Linked DNA regions of Homo sapiens: region 1 is linked to region 2. The links are chromatin loops, found by intact Hi-C in ENCODE. Cell type or tissue: Calu3. All regions are shown on one strand. Links, peaks and the distances in the headings refer to the core of each region. The heading gives the core; the rest is flanking DNA. Region 1 overlaps ADAT1 (adenosine deaminase tRNA specific 1). Region 2 holds the start of GABARAPL2 (GABA type A receptor associated protein like 2).

Evidence for each region. Hi-C counts contacts between places; a loop is a spot of excess contacts. Peaks named below come from ENCODE experiments on the same cell type or tissue, not always from the same donor. Only the 100,000 strongest peaks of a DNase experiment are listed, where the experiment ranks them.
Region 1: it touches region 2 in a loop (2.8-fold over the local background); 70 of 110 quality-filtered maps call a loop at or near these places.

The regions. Positions count from the first base shown.
Region 1 is chr16:75,611,186-75,622,594 of GRCh38, forward strand. ADAT1 (adenosine deaminase tRNA specific 1) reads right to left here. Exons shown (of 10, transcript NM_001324445.2): 1 at 11,218-11,409; 2 at 9,446-9,635; 3 at 9,081-9,149; 4 at 7,401-7,455; 5 at 5,957-6,087; 6 at 1,058-1,676. The coding sequence starts at 9,614. Among named protein-coding and RNA genes, the nearest start is that of ADAT1, 6.4 kb to the right of the region's middle. RefSeq lists a silencer at 9,966-10,260 and enhancers at 10,329-10,849, 10,850-11,369, 11,370-11,409. In Calu3, for the core only: no CTCF peak of the experiment used is centred there; no DNase peak of the experiment used is centred there.
Region 2 is chr16:75,558,984-75,570,347 of GRCh38, forward strand. It overlaps GABARAPL2 (GABA type A receptor associated protein like 2), which reads left to right and starts at 7,396. Exons shown (of 4, transcript NM_007285.7): 1 at 7,396-7,537; 2 at 7,869-7,924; 3 at 9,054-9,226. The coding sequence starts at 7,504. RefSeq lists silencers at 1,088-1,382, 7,459-7,868 and enhancers at 7,858-8,611, 10,412-10,511. In Calu3, for the core only: no CTCF peak of the experiment used is centred there; DNase peaks (open chromatin) are centred at 6,238, 7,348 and 8,018.

The DNA of each region.
Region 1 (11,409 bases), core at 1,673-9,672, 51 kb after region 2:
CACTGTAGAAAAATCAGAAAATATATTAAAAACAAAGAAGAAAAAAACCACCCATAATACAACTCAGAGATTATTAATAATACCTTAGCGCTCATCCTCTTATAATTTTTCTTATGTGTGGATGTACTTTAAGACCAAAATTGGCTTTTTATCTTCTAAACTGTTCTTTAAACAGTATAGACATGTTTCCATATTAAATATTCATAAATATTATTATTTTATTTGAGACAGGGTCTGTCACCCAGGCTGGAGTGCAGTGGAATGACCTTGGTTCACTGCAGCCTCAATCTTCCCAGGGTCAGGTGATCCTCCTGCCTCAGCTGCCCTATTCTAGGACTACAGGTGCGTGCCACATCTGGCTAGTTTTTGTATTTTTTGTAAAGACGGGGTTTCCTCATGTTACCTAGGCTGGTCTAGAACTTCTGTGCTCAAGCAATCCGCCCCCCTCGACCTCCCAAAGTGCTGGGATTACAGTCGTGAGCCACCATGCCCAGCCATTCATCAATACTATTTTTAACAACAAAGAAAACACTTAATTTCCTATTACTGGGCATTTCAGTTGTTTACTTTTCTTCTTTAAAAAAATTATTAGCCGGGCGCGGTGGCTCACACCTGTAATCCCAGCACTTTGGGAGACCGAGGTGGGTGGATCACCTGAGGTCAGGAGTTTGAGACCAGCCTGACCAACATGGTGAAACCCCGTCTCTACTAAAAATACAAAAATTAGCCAGGCGTGGTGGCGCATGCCTGTAGTCCCAGCTACTCATGAAGCTGAGGCAGGAGAATCACTTGAACCCAGGAGGCGGTGGCTGCAGTGAGCCCAGAGCACGCCATTGCACCCCAGCCTGGGTGACAGAGCAAGACTCCGTCTCTAAAAAACAAAAAAAAATTATATACAAAGCTAAATGTTCAAATACTTTAATTATTTCCTTAAGACAAATTCCTGGAAGTGGAACTGCTGGATCAAAAGGTATGGAGATTCTTAATGCTCTTAGGCCTTACCCTCAGACTGCCTCTTGGAATGACTGTTCCAATTGAGCCCTCCCTACCCTCTCACCTTCCAATCAGTGCTCTCTGCATGGCTTCCTGGCTGTATGGGCACTTCCCAATGACCACAGCTGACAGGTAGATGGGCTCTTCCAGCAAGTGCATCAACAGTGCCCCTTGGCATCCGAGGACGTTCCATCGGGCCATCTTGTCACTACAGGACATGGAGCGTGTTCTGTCTCCACGGCCTGGCTTCACTCGGAGCAGCCCCACCTGGTGAAACGCAGCACCCGGCTTTCCGGAGTCTCCAGCTTCTCCAGGTACACACTTGGCTCCAGTTCTATAAACGTCTATCACTTTGGCACTACCAGGGGCTATTCTGGTGACAGTAGCCAGTCCCTCTACAGTGAGATCACAGCTGTGGATGCCTGGTGAGATTGGGCCACTTTTCTGCTTGCCAAAACTCTGATGGTGAGCTGCTCCGTTGGTGACCTCCCTGGCTGCAGTCCCAGGCTCAAGCCTCATCTTTTTGGTTACAGGACTGTCAGGGTCTTCACATTTTCTTTCATTTCCAGGAGCTTCCAGGTTACTACTGGCTTCTACTGATGAGTTGTGGGCCCAATTTCTGAAGACAGGACAGCAAGGCTGATCTTCAAACTCAAGCATCGGAATGATGGAGGCATCCCCACCTGCAGAGAATGAACCCACTTAAACAAATGGTTCTCAAGTGAGGTCCCTGGACCAGCCACAATGGGATCTCTTGGGAATTCATCAGAAATGCAAACTCTTGGGACCCACAGTAGACCTGCTGAATCAGAAACTCCGGAGGCAGAGCCCAGCAGTGTGTTTTTAACAAGCTCTCCAGGTGATTCTGATGCAAGCTCAAGTTTGAGAACTACTGACTTCATCTATTCTCCCAGCTGACCTGAGATGAGTTAAGAGCACATGCACACAATTCCCTAATAAGAATCCTCTAGGGCTCTTGTTGAAGACTCTATCCTGGACCCAGTGAGTTGGAATTTCTGGAGAAGGGCATGCAAAATGGAATATTTTAACAAAGATCTGAGCTAATTTTTATCACTAGGAATTTTTGGAAAAATGGGTTTAGACCAGGGTTTCTCAACCACGGTACTAATGACATTTTTTTGACATGCAGTCTGGCTCTGTTGCCCAGGCTGGAGTGCAGTGGGGTGATCTCTGCTCACTGCAATCTCTACCTCCTGGGTTCAAGTCATTCTCCTGCTTCAGCCTCCCGAGTAGCTGGAATTACATGCACACATCACCACGACTGGCTAATGTTTGTATTTTTAGTAGAGACGAGGTTTCACCATGTTGGCCAGGCTGGTCTTGACCTCAAGTGACTCCTGACCTCGAGTGATCCGCCCACCTTGGCCTCCCAAAGTGCTGGGATTACAGGTGTGAGCCAGCGTGCCCGGCCACTAATGACACTTTGGACTGTATCACTGTTTGCTGTGGCGGCTGTCCTGTACATTACGGAATATTTAGCAGCATACCTGGTCTCTACCTACTAAATGCCAATAGGACTACCAGTCCCAGTATGAAAATAAAGAATGTCTCCAGATGTTGCCAAAAGTCTCCTGGGGAGCAAAACTTTCCAAACTGAGAACCACTGGCTTAGAATGAACAAGGTTTCCCAAGTGCATTTTGTGAAATGCTATTCCCTAAGATGCTTTGGAAAACAAAAGTGGGTGGTTTATTTCATAAAGAAATTTGGCAGGCAGGGTGCGGTGGCTCATGCCTGTAATCCCAGCACTTTGGGAGGCCGAGGTGGGCGGATCACGAGGTGAGGAGTTCGAGACCAGCCTGGCCAATATGGTGAAACCCTGTCTCTACTAAGAATACAAAAATTAGCCGGGTGTGGTGGCGCGCACCTGTAGTCCCAGCTACTCGGGAGGCTAAGGCAGAACAATCGCTTGAATCCAGGAGGTGGAGGTTGCAGTGAGCCAAGAATGCGCCACTGCACTCCAGCCTGGGTGACAGAGGGAGATTCCATCTCAAAAAAAAAGGAAAAGAAATTTGGCAACCATTGCTCAGAATTTCCCCATCTTGGAGATTTTATGATGCATGGCCCCACAGTAAAGACTCTAAAGTAAATTACACACCTAGTCTAAACCAATGTTTCCAAAATTTCCAGTGTTTCCTCTTGCTGGTTTAGAGATTTCTGACCTCCTCTGTCCTTACAGGAAACAGAAGAAAACTAGAGGTCAGTAAGAACCACAGCTCTCCCTTGAGAAGCGAAAGATTTCTTCAAACACTAACCTGATGAGTGTTGCTTTTCTAAAGTGTATAAATAATACATCTGTAATCTTTATAACTCAAGAGTGGGAAAGGCAAGAGATACAGAAGTGGGAATACATCTGGAGAGGTTGGCTGGCTGACTTCCAGAGACCTCACAAGGTCACAGTGACTTTGGAGAACTCACCAGGGTCCATCTCCCACTCTGCAGGCTTGGAAATTGGATCTTGACAGAATGCCTGAATGCAAGAGCCTGACTCATGCTAATAAAACTCATAAGAGCCTGAAGTAGCTAACCCAGCCAACAAATTATTAATTACTCATAGGATGTAAATACCAAGGGAGCCAGAGAGGCACATTCTCTAGGTAATGTTCTCTCTCTCTGCAGACAAACCATGGGAGGACATCACATTTTAAAAGATTACCAGCAAAATTTCCTGAAGATTTTTAAGATGAACAGAGGGTTGCCAACTTTTTATTCCATCAAGGAAGATCTTTAAAAATCTCAATTACCGGCCAGGCGCAGTGGTTCATGCCTGTAATCTCAGCACTTTGGGAGGCCGAGGTGGGCGAATCACTTGAGGTCAGGAGTTCGAGACCAGCCTGGCCAATGTGGTGAAACCCTGTTTCTACTAAAAATACAAAAAAATTAGCCGGGCGTGGTGGCGCATGCCTATATTCCCACCTACTTGGGAGGCCAAGGCAGGAGAATCGCCTGGACCCGGGAGGTGGAGATTGCAATGAGCCGAGATCGAGAAAAAAAAAAAAAATTCAATCGCCATCACTTAAAAAAAAACTCTCATTTCCTTTAAAGTGAAAGAAATTAGTTTTGCAAAATTCACTACATAGTCTTGAGCTTTCTTGGTTTTTTTCAGGGACTGTTCTCACAGATCAGTACCTGTTTGTTGACCACTGACTTAAGGAGTTTGATAAGGGCATAATCAAACTACATAAGTGTCCAGTATTTTGGCTTCCCTGGGCCACATTGGAAGAATAAAAATTGTCTTGGGCCACACACAAAATACACGAACGCAAACGATAGTTGATGAGCTAAAAAAAAAAAAAAAAAAAAAAAAAAAAAAAAAAAATCGCAAGAAAAATCTCATAATGTTTTAAGAAAGTTTAAGAATTTGTCTTGGGCCACATTCAAAGCTGTCCTGGGCTGCATGTAGCCAGGCAGGCCGTGGGTTAGACAAGTTTGGATTAGGCCATCAGGCTGTGATCCTCAGATGCTTCTTTCTCCACAATAAGGCTATAGCTGTCACTGGGATCACCCCGGTCCTAGCTACTCAATGTGTGGTCTATGGACCCACACTGCTGGCATGCCTTGGGAGTTGGCTAGAAATGCAGAACCTCAGGCCCCACTCCAGACCTAATGAATCTCAATCTGCATGTTCTTCAGGAGATTCATGTGCATATTACAGCTTGAGAGGAGCTGATTAGGAAACAACCTTTGGGCCTTGGACTAGGGCCCTTACGGCTAAGAAAAGAGCAAGGATGAGTGCTGCCTACCTGTCATTTTTCTGGGCTTTGACTCTTAAAACTCTTTTCTCATACTCTTTCTTTCTTCTCTCTCTTTTTTTTTTTTTCCCTTCTTTTTGACTGAGTCTTGCCGGGTCATCCAGGCTGGAGTGCAACGGCGCAATCTCGGCTCACTGCAACTTCTGCCTCCCGGGTTCAAATGATTCTCCTGCCTCAGCCTCCCGAGTAGCTGGGATTACAGGCATGCACCACCATGCCCAGCTAATTTTGTATATTTAGTAGAAATGGGGTTTCTCCATGTTGGTCAGGCTGGTCTGGAACTCTCGACCTCAAGTGATCTGCCCGCCTCGGACTCCCAAAGTCCTGGCATTACAGGTGTGAGCCACCGTGCCTGGCCTCATTCTTTCTTAAGCTGTATCTATATTTTCAATTTGAGTTATGATCAAATCTACACAGCTATTCTATTTCTTCATAGTGATTTCTTATCTCTGCTCTAATTGCATGTGTTAGCTTTAAAGCTTAAAAGTTTTAAGGTTTAATCTTATATCCTTATTTCAAAGGTTTTAGGGTGAGAAAATTTTGCTGCCATCCTGAGTTGTTATCCACAAAAGGTAGAAGTTATTTTCAATTTTTAAGAAAGAAAAACAAAAGACGGAAATGACACCCCCTTCACCCCAGGCTAGGTCTTCCTGTCTTATGCAACCATAGCACCTGAACATACCCTTATAACCCACCAAAATTTACCCTAACTAACCATGACTGTCTACATTTCCTAAAAGACTATGAAGGTAAGCAATATGCTAGTCTTATTCATTTCTGTATACTCAGTATGTCATATCGTGCCTGACAAATAGTAGAAAGTATTTGTTCAATGACTAAATGAACGAAATGAGTTTTAGGATAAGTCACTATAGGATTTCCAAGCCCCATGTTGGCTTCACATCTTGTGAGGTTTCAGCCTTACGCTCCTAATCCTGATTCTGAGAATTGACTAATAGTATGAGTGAGACTCTGCACCCCTTGCCTCTGTCTTCTCTTTAGATGAAACCTTTAGAAGTGATTAGGTACACTAGCCTGTCATAAAAAGGCACTGTCACTACTTGTGGCTACTTGTGACTACCTGTGGCTACTTCAGCCATTAGTGCTTTTTAGGAAAAAACCTACCTATGGATAACACAAACATAAGGAAGTAGTTCATGTAACATTAATCCAAAGGCTTGAATATACTTACAGGGTGTATGGCTGGAGAAAAACACAAAAATGAGGTCTCGTCTAAGTTTCCACACTCCTTTTTGAGTTCCTGGGACAAAGATGCTATCCTCTTTCAGGGTGGCTGCCAACTGGAGTTGGTGGAGAAGGTACCTAAGGGTTGCAAGATGTTATTAGGATGAACAACCGATCTCTGTGGTAAGGGGAAAGCCTCTGGTTGGGTGATTACTAAGACAGCTTACTGTAGACTAATGGGACTGGTAGTGATGGGGAATTATGAGAATGCTCTAGACCAGTGATTCTCAAAGTGTGGTCCCTGTACCAGCAGCATCAGCATCACCTGGGAATTTGTTAGACCTCCAATTTCAACTGGCCTCGGTGGCTCATATCTGTAACCCCAGCTACTTGGGAGACTGAGGCAGGAAGACTGCTTAAGCCCAGGAGTTTGAGGCTGTAGTGAGCTATGATTCTGCCACTGTACTTCAGCTTGGGTGACAGAGTGAGACTCTATTTTTGTTTCTTTTTTTTTTTTTAGAAAAATAAAAAAGAAAGAAGAAACCCAATTTCTGAGGTTCCACCCTAGATATGCTGAATCAGAATCTCTGTGGTGGGCTCAGCAATCTGGGTTTTAACAAGCCTTCTAGGTTCTTCTGATGTACAATCAAGTTTGAGTACCACTAGTCCAGGCCAGGATTGTGACTCATGCCTGTAAATCCGGCACTTTAGGAGGCTGAGGCAGGAGGATCGCTTGAGCCCCAGGAATCCAACACCAGCCTGGGTAGCATAGTGACACCCTGTCTTTAAAAAAAAAAAAAAACCCAGGAAAAGTTAGCTGGGTGTGGTGGCATGCGCCTGTAACCCCAGCTATTCAGGAGGCTGAGGTGGGAGGCTTGCTTGAGTCCCAGGAGGCCAAGGCTGCAATGAGCTGAGATCACATCACTGCACTCTAGCCTAGGTAACAGAGCAAGACCCTGTGTCCAAAAAAAAAAAAAAAAAAAAAAAAAAGAGAGAACCACTAGTCTAGACCACATTACTACTCAAAAGTGTAGTTTACAGACTAATATCATCTGTATTACCTAGGAGCTTATTAGAAATGTAAATTCTGGGTGAGGCGCGGTGGCTCACACCTGTAATCCCAGCACTTTGAGAGACTGAGGCGTGTGGATAATGAGGTCAGGAGTTTAAAACCAGCCTGGCCAGCATGGTGAAACCCCATCTCTACTAAAAACACAAAAAATTAGTTGAGCATGGTGGCACGGGCCTGTAGTCTCAGCTACTTGGGAGGCTGAGGCAGGAGAATTGCTTGAACCCAGCAGGCGGAGGTTGCAGTGAGCTGAGATCATGCCACTGCACTCCAGCCTGGGCAACAGAGCAAGACTCTGTCCCCCCCAAAAAAAAAAAAAAAAGTAAATTCCGGGACTCCCACCCCAGTCCTGCTGAACCATACTCTGGAGATGTGGCTTTACCTTTGGAAACTCCTTCTGGCTATGACCTCAGCATGGCTATCATTGAGGATGTCTCCTGCGGCAAAGATAGGACACCAGGTGAAGACATATGGAAGCTGGAGAGGGTCTGGTTCCTAGAAGCAGAACACAGCAGTCCCACCAGCACCCAGGATGGTCATGTAGCTCCTGGAGAGCTTTGCCAGAAGGTACCACAATCATGAATAACAATGCATCAGGTGCAGGGTTTCTCAACCCAGCACTGTAGACATTTTGGGCCAGAAAATTTTTTGTTGTGGGGGATCTATTCCATCCATACACTGTAGACTGTTTATTAGTAGTATTCCTGGCCTCTACCCATGAGATGACACTAGCACCCCTCCCTCAGTTGTGACAACTAAAAATGTCTCTAGACATTGCGAAATGTCCTCTGGGATGCAAATCACCCCCAGGTGAGAAACATTAATTTATAGAAAAACCTCATTCGGAGAACAAAGGTCTAGATCTTTTGTACAGAAGTATCCTACTTGTGCTCATGGTGGTACAATTCCATCTAATCCAATCCACAGTGATCCTGGAACAGGTTCCTCATATACAGGAGGTTAAGGCAAGGAGAATGGTAGAAGCCAACTCAAAGAGGAACCTGCTAGCTAGAAGAGGTAAAGACCCCAGATCTCGGCCAGGGACGCAATAGCTCATGCCTGTAATCCCAGCACTTTGGGAGGCCAAGGCAGGAGGATAGCTTGAGGCTGGGAGTTTGAGACCAGCCTGGCTAACACAGTGAGACCAAATCTCTACAAAATAAAAATGAAAAAAATTAGCTGCACATAGGTGTGCATAGCTGTGCACACCTATAGTCCAGCTACTCAGGAAGCTGAAGTGGGAGGATCACTTGAGCCCAGGAGTTCAAGGCTGCAGTGAGCTATGATAGTACCACCGTACTTCAGTGAGACCCTGTCTCTTAAAAAAAAAAAAACCACTGAAACAGACAAATAAAAACCCCCAGATCTCTAAGGAATTTTCATATTCTTGTTGAGGCCCAAAGCTTCCTGTCATTCAAGATTGCTTACCAGGTGCGGTGGCTCACACCTTTAATCCCAGCACTTTGGGAGGCCAATGTGGGCAGATCACCTGAGGTCAGGAGTTCAAGACTAGCTTGGCCAGCATGGTGAAACCCCGTCTCTAAAAAAATACAAAAATTAGCTGGGCGTGATGGTGGGTGCCTGCTGAGGCAGGAGAATCGCTTAAACCCAGGAAGGGGAGGTTGCAGAGCAGTGAATCGAGATTGCCCCATTGCACTCCAGCCTGGGTGACAGAGCGAGACTCCGAGTCAAAAAAAAAAAAAAAAAAAAAGATTGCTTTCTTGGGCTTCAGAAGCCACTCAAGCTGCATCCTCTACCTGCTATAGAGTCCCAAAGCCTTCCAGACCTAATGTGGAATAGCTAAACCCAGGGACTCTGTGGTTTGAGCATGAAAATACTGGTTAACTTTCAGTTATTCGGAAAGCATGTTCCTAGAGGCCTCCGCTTTGATGGTGGATTTCCATTCTCCAAGTGAGTACGGTCCTTCCAACTGGACTGATAGTCAGTAGGAAACAAATGCCATGCACCTCAACTGACATGGCCCCTCTTCCCTGACAAGGAGAGTAAAACATGGACACTGGTTTCAAGCTAAATCTTTGTTTAGATTCCCACCCGTGCTTACCGTTCTTCCTCATTTTGGACTGTCCTATGCATTTTGTTCCTGTTCCCATTGACACAACTTCCTTTGTCACTGTGGGAAAAAAACAAATCGTGTGAGTTCTGAGAAACGGAATGTTCCCCGGTGTTCAGGTGTGATCAGCCTGCACACTCCTCTAGGGGATTCCCAGAGGCCCACTCAACCAAGGTCTGCGGTTCCAGCATGGCGGTCTCCCGCCATCAGAGGTACTGCGTCACCTAGCAGAGGACAAGCACATATGCCTAACATCGTAGTTCACACCCTACCCACGACTGTACCCTCACAGTACAGCAATGCATAATTTTACCATCTCTCACAGTGAGGAGCATGCCAAGAAGAAAAAGTCTCACCTTGCACCGGCTTATCAGGGGTGTCGCAGGCCTTGTCAGCTGGAGATTGTATCTTCACCACCGCTGCCAATAATGTCCACTCATGGTTTGGCTCAGGCTTCCCCTTCTTGGGCAGCCTGATCCCATAGTGTTCATAGCATAGCTGAGCAATCTCATCCGCGGTCCACATGGTCTGAGCTGGTATTGAGACCTTGATCAAAAACCACAACCATCAGAAGTACGGAAAGGAGAACCAGTGCACGATGCTACAGCCTCTCATATCCATGCTTCGAGTCTTTCAAATGGAGCAGACCGAGGTTTCCCTATCTGGAACTCTATGGATCATTTTCTTCTACTATCTCCCTGCCCCCTTTTCATCTTTAATGAAAGATCAAAGAAACCCCAAATTCTACCAATCCCCAAAATTATTGTTTCAAGTTTTTCTTAATGTTATATATCTGATACATTTCTAAGGAGTCTGCATCCTCTACTCAACATTAAAGGACACGAGAAGGAAATGTCCTCACTACTCCAGTTTTCACTGGAAACGGCATGTAAAGGGTTGCAGACTCACTTGCTTTGGGCAGACCCTCACTGTATAAGGTTTATCTTTCTGGACAGATGTTCTTATCTGTCTTCTTTTTCCAGGCATTTTATTTTTCTCCTTTCCCCTACAGCAGAGTGTTTCTCTACCGCCCTCTAGTAAATCCCCACTGAAATGTTTCTCAGCAGTTACGTGTTCTCATAGAGCTCTACTTAAGGGTGTGGACTTTGGATTCACCCTTTCTGGGTTCTAATTTTGGCTTTGCCACAAATTAACTGTGATGCTGAATAGACTACTTAACCTTGCTGGGTCTGTTTCCTCATCTGTCAAAATAGTGATAACAATAGTATCTAACCTATTTAGATTATTGTGAAGATTAAATAATACTTAGGGTTACTGTGAGGGTTAAATAAGTAATACTTATAAAAAGCAATTGCTACTATGTTGAGCATAATTAAGGTCAACTGTGATTACTATTACAAAAAATAACATTTGATGATTTTCCTGGTTAATTTGCCTTGAGCTACCTGGTGGTGGGGGTGAAAGGGGGAGGGCTGTAATGGGCATAGAAAGCCATGAATTAAAAAACCATCAAGCAGATCCCTAGGATACTTTGCAGGGAAATCTCTCACTCTTGGCCCTATCAATGCTCACTAGGCACATCCTGATCTCATTTGGACTCAATTATACAAAAAGCTTCCCAGTAGAAGATGAGCTTGTGATAGACATAGCTAAGCACTGTAAAACCAAACTGAAGGCCGGGCGCGGTGGCTCACCTGAGGTCAGGAGTTCGAGGCCAGCCTGGCCAACGTGGTGAAACCCTGTCTCTACTGAAAATACAAAAAAATTAGCCGGGCGTGATGGCGCGTGCCTGTAGTCCCAGCTACTCGGGAGGCTGAGGCAGGAGAATCGCTTGAACCCGGGAGGCGGAGGTCGCAATGAGCCGAGATTGTGCCACTGCACTCCAGGCTGGGTGACAGAGCGAGACTCCCTCTCAAAAAAACAAAAAAGGCTTTCCTGAGCTCCAGTGCATGCAGCTTTTGAAAGATGGTATTGTTATGAATCCCCTGCAGCGCAACGTGCAGGCTCGCTACTGTAGTGAATGCTACTGGTAAATCAGACCACAGTGATTTAAAACAAAAATCTGCAGGAAGTGAGACCCTGTGACTTGAAAGTCAGAGGGCCAGGGCAAGCCTTGTCAAGAAAAGAAAGCATGAGATCCTAGAATCCTCGTTTGGAAGGGACTCACCTCTCATTTCTAGGGAGGCATCACAAGGCAGTATAGTTTATGAAGACCACCTGGCCATCGACCTGAAATTAAACCAGAGGTGCAATTCACAAACCTCGATAGGCAAGGCAGGTAGAAGTTGCCAGAAGAAACAGTGACTCTCTTTAAGATGAAGCAGCCCAGAACGGCATCATCTCACTCAGGTAGTGCGTC
Region 2 (11,364 bases), core at 3,365-11,364:
TCCCCACTTCCCATGATGGCCAGACTAGTTTTTCAGGTTAACTTTGGAATGCCCTTGGCTGAGACAAGGGTTCCATTCAGATGGTTGGGAGCTTAGAATTTTATTTTAGGTTTACAGTATACCAGGATGGGGTCATTGAGTGAGGGGTGAGGAAAAACAGAAGTCAGGGAGACCAGTCAAGAGGCTGTTGAGGCTGGGTGAAGTGGCTCATCTTAGCACTTTTGTCAGAGGTGTTTGAACCAAAGCAACTCCATCTCGAATAGGGGCTAAGTAAAATAAGGCTGGGACCTACTGAGCTGTCTTCCCAGGAGGTAAGGCATTCTTAGTCACAGTATGAGCTAGAAGGATGGCACAAGATACAGGTTACAGAGACCCTGTGGATAAAACAGGATGCAGTTAAAAAGAAGCCAGCCAAGGCCGGGCATGGTGGCTCATGCCTGGAACCCTGTCTCTACTAAAAATACAAAAATTAGCTGGGCATGGTGGCGGGCACCTGTAGTCTCAGCTACTCTGGAGGCTGAGGAGGGAGAATCAGTTGAACCCGGGAGGCGGAGGTTGTAGTGAGCCGAGATCACGCCATTGCACTCCAGCCTGGGTGATAAGAACGAAACTCTGTCTCAGAGAAAAAAAAAAAAAAGAAAGAAAAAAGAAAAAAAGCCAGTCAAAAGCCACCAAAACCAAGATGGCCTTGAGTGTGACCTCTGGTCGTCCTCACTGCTCATGATCTGCTCATTGTAATGCATTGGCATGCTAAACGATACTCCCACTGGTGCCATGACAATTTACAAATGCCACGGCAATGTCCGGAAGTTACCCTATATAGTCTAAAAAGGGGAGGGACCCTCAGTTCTGGGGAAATCTCTGCCCCTTTCCTGGAAAAGTCAGGAATAATCTACCCTTTGTTTACCATATGGATCAAGAAATAACTATAAATTTACTCAGTCGAGTAGCCCATACTGCTGCTCTGTCTATGGAGTAGCCATTTTTTTTTACTCTGTGGACTTGCCCCAAATTCTTTCCTGTGTTGAGAGCCAGGAACCCTTTCTTGGGATCTGGATTGGGACCCCTTTCCAGTAACACTTTGGGATGCTAAGAAAGGAGGATTGCTTGAGCCCAAGAGTTAGAGGTTGCAGTAAGCAGTGACTGCACTACTGCACTCTAGCCTGGGTGACAGAGCGAGAGCGAGACTGTCTGAAGAAAGGGAAAAAAAAAAAAAAGCCCTGAAGGATCACATTGCAGTGTCAGGAGATGGCGTGAGGTTTGTGCTGGGTGGAGTCCAGTAGTTACTCCCACTACTTTGAAAGCAACCTCGAAGTGGCTTTTAGATGAAGAGAACAGCTGACATCCTAACATCACAGACTTAATAGAGAGGTCAAGACTGCCCATTTGGGAAAACCATCCTAGGGTCCTTACTACAGTCCAAGACGACAACGTCATCAGCCACAAAATGCTTTTGAAATATCAGGTTCAATACTACTTGTTCTTGATTAAAAGCTTTTCTGGGGTGGCAATGTAGTTTGTTGTTGTTGTTGTTTTTATACAGGGTCTCCCTCTGTCTACCTCCTGGGCTCAAGTACTTGTCCTGCCTCAGCCTCCTGAATAGCTGAGGCCACTATTCCCGGCTAATTTTTAAAAAAATTTTTGGCTGAGGCAGGACAATCACTTGAACCCGGGAGGTAGAGGTTGCAGCGAGCTGAGATCGTGCCACTGCACTCCAGCCTAGGCGCTTCCATCTAAAAAAAAATTTTGTTTTTAAGTGACAAAGTCTTGTCATGTTGCCCAGGCTGGTCTCCAACTCCTGGGCTCAAGTATCCTTCTTGAGTAATCCCAAAGTGCTGGGATTACGGGTGTGAGCCACTGTATCTGGCCTCAACATAGGTTTTTGTTCGTTTTTGTTTTTTTGGTGGAGATGGGATTTCGCCATGTTGCCCAGGCTAGCAGGTTGATCTCATATTCTGGGGCTTAAGAGATCCACCTGCCTCGGCCTCCTGAAGTGCTGGGACCACCACACTGAGCCTCAACATAGTTCTTAAATATAGCAATTGTTAAGGTTAAATCTATGGTTTGATTCTGACACACTATATCTATGCTTTAAGTGGATGACTTTCTTTTTTTGAGAGAGAGAGTTTCACTGTTGTTGCCCAGGCTGGAGTGCAATGGTGTGATCTCGGCTCACTGCAACCTCAGCCTCCCAGGTTCAAGCGATTCTCCTCTCTCAGCCTCCTGAGTAGCTCGGATTACAGGCACCTGCCACCACGCCCAGCTAATTTTTTGTATTTTTAGTAGAGATGGGGTTTCACCATGTTGGCCAGGCTGGTCTCAAACTCCTGACCTCATGATTCGCCCACCTCGGCCTCCCAAAGTGCTGGGATTACAAACGTGAGCCACCACGCCCAGCCGACTTTCATTTATTTATATAACCACAGGGGTCTTCTGGAATAGATGGATCTAGGGTCGACTCCTGAGAGTCACTATCCTGTGAGGAAGGAAGTGTTTGCCTCCAAAGCTCCTTCTTTCAATGGAAGGAAACAGATACTGTACCAAAGTCACTCCTGAAACAGAAGGAGGTGACTACTAAGAATTTAGGTGTACCAAGTGCTTCAGCCTTCCCTGAGATGCCATGAACTTTGCAAAAGTATTTAGTAATAATGGATACTATTTACTCTTTGCTTCCATGGTTTGAGAAAGCTCGTTTTGTAGTTTTATTTCAATTCTTTAAGAGAAAGTATAGATTTAAAAATGTTAAAGATCTGTGTATATGTGTCATTTCCATACACCCATGACTGATAACTGACTTCTCAGTTTCCACTTCCACAATGTTCTTGTTTTTCATACAATTTATTTCTGAGGACAAAAAGAGTCATCCTCTTAAAACTGCACTTTTTTTTTTTTTTTTTTTTTGAGATGGAGTCTTGTTCTGTAGCCCAGGCTGGAGTGCAGTGGGGCGATCTCGGCTCACTGCAACCTCCGCCTCCCGGGTTCAAGCGATTCTCCTGCCTCAGCCTCCTGAGTAGCTGGGATTACAGGCGCTCACCACCACGCCTGGTGAATTTTTTTTTTTTTTTTTGTATTTTTAGTAGAGACGGGGTTTCACCTTATTGGTCAGGCTGGTCTCGAACTCCTGACCTCATGATCCGCCTGCCTTGGCCTCCTAAAGTGCTGGGATTACAGGCGTGAGCCACCGCACCTGGCCACATTTTTTTTTTCTTGAGATGGAGTCTCACCCTGTCGCTCAGGCTGGAGTGCAGTGGCACTATCTTGGCTCACTGCAACCTCCACCTCCTGGGCTCAGGCGATTCTCATGCCTGCAGCCTCCTGAGTAGCTGGGACCACAGGTGCGTGCCACCATGCCTGGCTAATTTTTGTATTTTCAGTAAAGACGGGGTTTCACCATGTTGGCCAGTCTGGTCTAGAACTCCTGGCCTGAGGTGATCCACCTGCCTCGGCCTCCCAGAGTGCTGGGATTACAGGCATGAGCCACTGCACCCAGCCCCAAATTGCACATTTTAATCATGTTCTTCTCTCCTTTATAGGAGCTCTTATTCAGGGTCTCCTGAATTAGGTTAGAACTTCTGAATGTTTGCTTCAAAGCTTTCCAACATTTTATTTACTTATCTATACTGCTTTTCTGTTCCCTCTTCCAACCCCAGCCTTTGTTTTTATCTGGAAAGGAAAAGTTTACCCAATGAAAATGTACCCTTCTCTCTACAACAGAAGATTCACATTCTCTGTGAAGTCTTCCTTGCTAATTCTCACTTGGCTTTGTGCTGGCCCCTATTGCCCTAGCAATGCCTCAGTATCCATGTTCACATACCTCTCCAACATTTGAAATTCATTCTCTGTGTTTTATAGATTTGTTAATGTGTAATTACGTTGCATATATTCATTATCCTATTTCTCCTCCTGACTTACGTCCTTAACTAACCACTCCCTCAAGGAAGGCATCCAGTGTCCTTAGAACATTCCATAGCTAAATACAATGACCCAATATGTAAAGAAGGTGGTACATATCATCAAGGTGGATGAAATAAGTCAATTAGAATGGTGAACTGGGAAAACACACCAAGAAAGTAGGTAAGGATGGAAGACCAAAATGCATTGCACATCATTGAGACCATCAAAAGACATGTCTATGAATTGGTGTGCAGTGAAATTTTCCCCTAAGAAGTGTTCTCAGCTCTTTCACATGCAAGACAATATACATATATTTTGGACTAGGATGCAATGACCAGCTCTGTAAAGGGAAGCAGGGGTGTTGAGTCCAATTTCTAACTCCTCCACTGGTTCACTGACTAGGAGATGGTGAACAACCATCTTCATTCTTCAGTGTTTAATTCTATTTGTAAAATAGGTATTTTCTTTTTTTGAGACGGAGTTTCGCTCTTGTTGCCCAGGCTGGAGTGGAGTGGCGCGATCTCAGCTCACTGCAACCTCTGCCTCCTAAGTAAAAGCAATTCTCCTGTCTCAGCCTCCCAAGTAGCTGCGATTACAGGCATGTGCCACCATACCTGGCTAATTGTTTTGTATTTAGCAGAGACGGGGTTTCAACACGTTAGTCAGGCTGGTCATGAACTCCTGACTTCAGGTGATCCACCTGCCTCGGCCTCCCAAAGTGCTGGGATTACAGGCATATGCCACTGCACCCGGCCAAGTATTTTCATTTTTAAACTCACTGTCTACCTAATCTTACCCAGTTTAATAGCTTGAAATATTTCTCTCTAAATTTGAGACTCATAGCACCATTCACCAACTCTACATCTTCACTTGTGTATGTCCCTTGGACATCTCATATTTAATATCTCAAAAACCAAACTCTTGTTTTTCACTCCCCAAGCTGGCTCCACCCTATTTCAGTAAATGGCAATTCCATCCTTCCAAAAACCTTGATTTTGATCTGTCCCTCATGTCTTACATCCAATCTATCAGCAACTGTTACCAGTTTTACCTTCGAAATATATCCAGAATACAACTGCTTCCCATCACCTCTGTAGACCCCACCTTGGCCAAAGCCAACATCATCTTTCACCAGGATTATCACAATAGTGTCTCAACTATTTCCCTGCTTCCACCCTCAGCGCCTACAGTCTACTAAGCTAGCCTTTTGAAAAGGAAAGGCAGATTGTGTTACGTCTCTGCTTAAACCCCTACACTGACTTCTCATCTCATTCTAAATAAAATCCAAAGCTCTTTGCATGGAATTCAAAGCTCAACACAGTTTTGTTCTAGATATCTTTGAATTTGTCTCATAACACACTCTCCTCTCTCATTTATTCAGCTCCAGCCACAGGGGTTCCCTAGAATATGCCAGGCACTTTATCTAATTAGCATTCCATCCCACCACACTCTCTAGTCACCTACTGTGCTTTATTTTTCGAAATAGCACCTATCATTACCTAACATACTTATTTTTTGTCTTATCCCACTAGAATATGTCAGGGGGACAAGAATATCTCATGCTGCCACCCATGAGAATAGGGATGTCATCTGTCTTCTTCACTGTTTTTCCCCAGCACCTAGCACAGAGCTCTTGTATGTAACAATAATTTCTAAGTAGGAAATTCAAAGGATTTTTTCCACTTCATTAAAAACAAACAAACAGATGCAGTGGCTCACACCTGTAATCCTAGCACTTTGGGAGGCCGAGGCGGGCAAATCACTTACTTGAGGTGAGAAGTTCAAGACCAGCCTGGCGAACATGACAAAACCCCATCTCTACCAAAAATACAAAAATTAGCTGGGTGTGGTGGTGTGTCCCTGTAGTCCCAGCTACTCAGGAGGCTGAGGCAGCAGAATCGCTTGAACCCAGGAGGCAGACTGCAGTAAGCCAAGATTGTGCCACTGAACTCCAGCCTGGGTGACAGAGAAAGACCCTGTCTCCAAAAAACAAAAACAAAAACAAAGAAACAAAAAAACCTATTCTAGTTACTCAGACACACAGTCTTAAAATAACAAAAATACTTATAGAATGAAGCTAGATTCCACAGCATCGATCAGGAATTTCCAGTGTAGGAAATGATGAACTACCACATTCAAACATACAGGCTTTACAGGTGCATCAGAATCACAAGCACGTGGCAGGGTTCATGTGCCCAATTAAGTGAATATTCCTGCTACATGTTCAGCAGCTTATAAACAGATGGTGACCCAGACCAGACTGCCTTGATGAGTCTGCTTGGAAAAAAGGCATTACATCACTGATTGGAGAACCTCAAAGCATATGTCCGGGCAGGTGACACACACACAGCTCAGGCTGTGATTGCTAAACCACTCCCACAGCCAAATAAGGAAACCCATCTCATGACCAGCTCTCAGGGGAATTCTCCGAGTCTGACAGTCACCTCTAACTCCTCTGCCAGTTAAAATTAAGGGGTCTGTGATCAGTGATGTTACACTCCTCAAATGTGCATTTTTTTTTGAGGCGGAGTCTTGCTCTGTTGCCCAGGCTGGAGTGCAGTGGTGTGATCTCGGCTCACTGCCACCTCCACCTCCCTGGTTCAAACGATTCTCCTGCCTCAGCCTCCCGAGGAGCTGGGACTACAGGCGCCCACTACCATGCCTGGCTAATTTTTGTATTTTTAGTAGAGACGGGGTTTCACCATGTTGGCCAGGCTGGTCTTCAACTCCTGACCTCAGGTGATCCACCCGCGTCGGCCTCCCAAAGTGTTGGGATTACAGGCGTGAGCCACCGTACCCCGCCTCAAATGTGCATTTGTGATACCTTTTCGTAAATGTTTATTCAAATATTTATTCACGAATAAAGGAAGAAAACGGGATTTGTTTAAATTCAATTTCTAGGTCCAAGACAACCTACTACGGCTGTCCCTAATACGGACCTCCGGGTTGTCCTCAGTGCCGCTTCCAACAGTGTCCTCAAACACCCTCCCCTCCCATAATGAGCCCCCAACCTGTCACCACTCCGAGCAATACTCCCCAAACTGTCAACGCCCTAAACAGCTCCCTTGTTATCGCCAAGCTCTAGAAAGCCCTCCTTATGTCATTCTTACCCCTAAAGACCGTTCTTGTCACCAATTCCCCAGACTTCCCCTATGAACCGCTCTAAGAGCCCTCAGCTATCAGCCACACCCCCAAACAGCCCTCAGTAAGAGCCCTACACTATCAGCCAGACGTTTTCCGCCACCAACGCTCCCGAGACCCCACTCCTGTCACCAGTTCCCCGAACATTCCTGCGAGCAATGTCGCAGATACTGCTCACAGACGTCCCCATAACCAACTTCTTCGCCACCGCAGCCCAGGAGCCCCCAAAGGGGTCCTCCGCGGCCCCGCCCCTTTACGTGCGGCCCCGCCCCTTGGCGTGGCGCCCTGACAAATGGCGCCGGAAGCCCCGCCCCCGGCCGGTTGCTAGGCTCCGACAGCCGGAAGTCCCGCCTGCCGTGTAGTCGCCGCCGTCGCTGCCGCTGCCGCTGCCGCCGTCGTTGTTGTTGTGCTCGGTGCGCTGAGCTCCGCGGCTCCGCGAGCCGGTTCCGTCCCCTTCCCGCCGCCGCCATGAAGTGGATGTTCAAGGAGGACCACTCGCTGGGTAAGCACTTGGTCGTCGGCCCGGCTGCTGGGGGCTGGGGCGGCGGGTGGGCCCCCTCCCCCACTCGGGCGGCCCTGGGCCGAGTGGAGCGGGGCGGATGCCCTGCTGCGGGCTGGAGTCGCCCATGCCCTGGTGCCTCGGGCAGCGGCCCCCTGACCCCATGTCACCCTCCGCGGGCCTTGCTGGGAGCTAGTAGGGGACAGGACCGCGGCCCCGGGGACGCCGGAACCAGGGCCTGGGTTGTACGCAGGGCGCAGGAGGAGGAGGGCCGGGGGCCGGGAACCGACCGGTGGGCAGGCGCGGCCGTCAGCCCCGTTTGTTTCTCCCACAGAACACAGATGCGTGGAGTCCGCGAAGATTCGAGCGAAATATCCCGACAGGGTTCCGGTGAGTGGACTCTCCGCCCCCTCACCTCGCTGTCACCTCTGTCGTCTGGGACCCGTGATAGGCCCCAGGCCATTCAACAGTTGACAAGTTGAGGTTCCAGTCCCAGTTACAGTAGCTGACGGGCCAGACCGGGATGAGGCCGCCCAGGGCCGGGGCGTGAGGGGCTCGGGCTGGTGCTGTTCAGGGTGCCTCAGTGCTGAATCTCCCGATCTAGGCCAGCGAGCCGTCTGCAGCCTCGGGGCTCCCTGGCCAATTATGTAAGGAACGATGTTCTAGGACAGGGCAACAGGTCACTGCCACTTTTGGGAATGGTGGTGGAGGGAGACTGTCATTTTGGTCTTGGAAGTGGTACTTGAGTCTCAGGACGTTCATCTTTTACTTTGTCTCCATCTTTACCTAACTTCTAGCTCCGTTATCTCACCTTGACCCTGTCATCCTTGCCTGACCAAAATAATGTGAAAAGCCGCTGAAAACCCCTTCTGCCATATTTTCTTCTTAGTCAATAATAAATATAATGTTATATTTCTTCCATGGTTGGGGAGATAGTTTTGTAATCGTTATTAATTTTTAATGGACATTAAGGCCTGTTATTGTAGCTCTTTGCTTGTGAATAATTTGTCTGGGGAAAGGAGTAGGAGGGACGGATTTGAAACTTGTTCAGAGAGGAGCAACAGGCCAAATGAAGAACTTGGTTCTTGGCTGGCTAAAATTCCAGGCATTCCAATTAGTCCATCCATTCTTGTCTCCTGTGTTCCTTGGGAACACAGTAGTGTTTCCTGTAGTGTGAAGGTGGATCCATTCTGGGGTCCTGGAGTAACGGGCCATGGATGAAACCCTCCCCAGATATTCTTAGGTCTGCCCAGATAAAATGTGGAAAAGCTTAGTGGTAAGGGCTGCATTTCTCTTACATAATTGACCACAGAAAAGCACTTACTGTTTCCCTGTAACACATTTATATCAATTCTTAACCTCCAGAGCGTGTGGTTTATTAAGCCAAAGACATATTTTCTCCTGCTATGCAGTTCCCCACCCACCTCCTTGCCCACACTCTGTTCATCAGCTCCTCAGCCATGTGAGGCCAGAGCCTCGCTTTAGGAAACACAGTCCTGACCTCTCTTTACTTTCCCAGGTGATTGTGGAAAAGGTCTCAGGCTCTCAGATTGTTGACATTGACAAACGGAAGTACTTGGTTCCATCTGATATCACTGTGGCTCAGTTCATGTGGATCATCAGGAAAAGGATCCAGCTTCCTTCTGAAAAGGCGATCTTCCTGTTTGTGGATAAGACAGTCCCACAGTCCAGGTGAGAGGTGTTTACTAGATGGGCCCTCTGGTATTAGACATCTGGTTGGCTGCTTACGGAACTCCAAAACTTTGGAAGTCTGAAAACTCTTAGGGGTCCTGACTAGAAATCTGGATTTTATGCTCCCTGACATCAGGGGCTCCAGGAAAATAATGGCTGCAATACATAAGAGTGCATTTTGGATTCAGAAAATAGAACAAGGCCTGGACTTTTAAAAAAATGATGAAACTCAGCCTAAGATCTCCAAGAATCTTTTAAAACGGTTGAGAACTTATTTAGTCTTAAGCTATAGGTAGAACTGAGGCCTGAAATGAGGTTTTCTTCCCTGAAGGCAGTCCTGGCATGCTCCTCCACTGGGAGCCTGTGGGCCCTGCTGAGGCTCACTCAGTTAATCATCCAGTTTGCTTGCTCCCAAACTTGGTCAACTCTTTGACATTGTAAGAGTCTATAGCTGCCTGATCCTCAAGTCTGACAAAATGACTGCGGCACAGTAAAGGGCTCTGAAGTCTCTTTACAGACTTATACCTCCCTTGGTAGCACTTGCTTTGACTGTCAGACTATTGTGCTGCCTGGAAGCAATCTTTGGGACTGTAACTTGTGGCCTGAATGTAGGCAGAGGCATTAGAATTCCCGTTTTCTGTGTGTTTGACAGCCCAGCTTTAGTCCCCTGTGGAAAAAGGAAAGTGGATGGGCTCCGTCTAACCTCCTGGTCAGTCCTTTCCCGTTACTGAGTGGGTAGTTGTAGGCCCTGATCCAGATTCCAGCCCCCACCTCTCCCCTGAGTGTGAGTTTCTGGCCACATCTTATCTTTGTGACCCAATCTAGGTTTCATTTACCACTCCCAGAAGTAATACTTCTAAAAGTGAAGGCTCTCAGAAGCCCTGGGAACTAGCCCAATGTTGTCCAAATAGGTTCCTGTTGAAAATCCTTGAAGACTCCAGAAGAGGCCTGTGCCAAATTCCAGACCTTATTTCTGTTAAAGGTGGAAAGCTCTGGCCATTTTTTGGTCTGATTTCCTCTTTCCCAGTGTCCTCCACCTCTACTTCCTGGTGTCTGATAGAAAGGCAGGGGAGAAATGGAAGCTCCTTCCCTAAGGCCAGTATTCAACCTGAGGAGACACCCCAGGGCCTGCCCACTGGACGCCATTGGTCTGCCACAGCTGTAGCTCTGGAAGCTGTGGTGTTGCTTGAGGAGATCTTGTCACCCATGGGGCTCTTCTAACCTTCCTTCCCAGGCCTCTGGGCTGTGTCTTCACCAGGGGAGGAAGCCTTGGGCATCCGTGGTTACCCTGGGCTTTCCTTAACGTGTTTGGGGAGGTAATCTTCTTTCATAACATCTGCAACTTCTACAGAGCCTTGGTGACTCTGTGTTTTGTACTTCCTGGAGGTGTTGGCTTAGTGGGAGAAAATAAGTGACTAGGACCTATGGCATTGAGTTTATTTTCCTCAATTCTGATTCTCTGGTTCTTCTCAAAGGAAATGAAGCAGGCTTCTGGAGACCTTAAGATTACTCAGATGGCTCCACAGTAATCTAGCAATTAAAATGGCTACAGGTCTTATCAACTTCCCCTCCCCCGTTATCCCTGAGATAGAAATAGAATTGGAAATGAAAAATGATTTTTCAGGGCAGCAGAGACTGTTTCAAGCCATTTTCTCTCCAAGTCCCATTTGCCTTTCCAGTGTGGTGAGAATCAACCCTAAAGCAGATTACACTGGTAACTCAAGTCAGGATTTTAGGGCCGAGTAGCCAGAAATCCAGCTCCTGACCCTTCAGGATTTAGAGTCACCAGCTAGGGCCCTTTTGCCCAGGCTGTCAGCTCTTTGGCCCCAGTTAATGACTTATCACCCTACACTTAATGCAACTGTTTATTTTGGGGTTTTATTCTCAGAAGTAATTTTTTTTTTGAGACAGAGTCTCACTCTGTTGCCCAGATTGCAGTGCAGTGGTGCAATCTGAGCTCACTACAATCTCTGCCTCCTAGGTTCAAGTGATCCTCTCACCTCAGCCTCCCTAATAACTGGGACAGGACCACAGGTGCATGTCACCACACCGGGCTAAAAATATAAATTTGTTTCTAAACATAAGAGGCGTGTGACATCATTGGGCTTTATGCAATATATAAATCACCCATAAACATA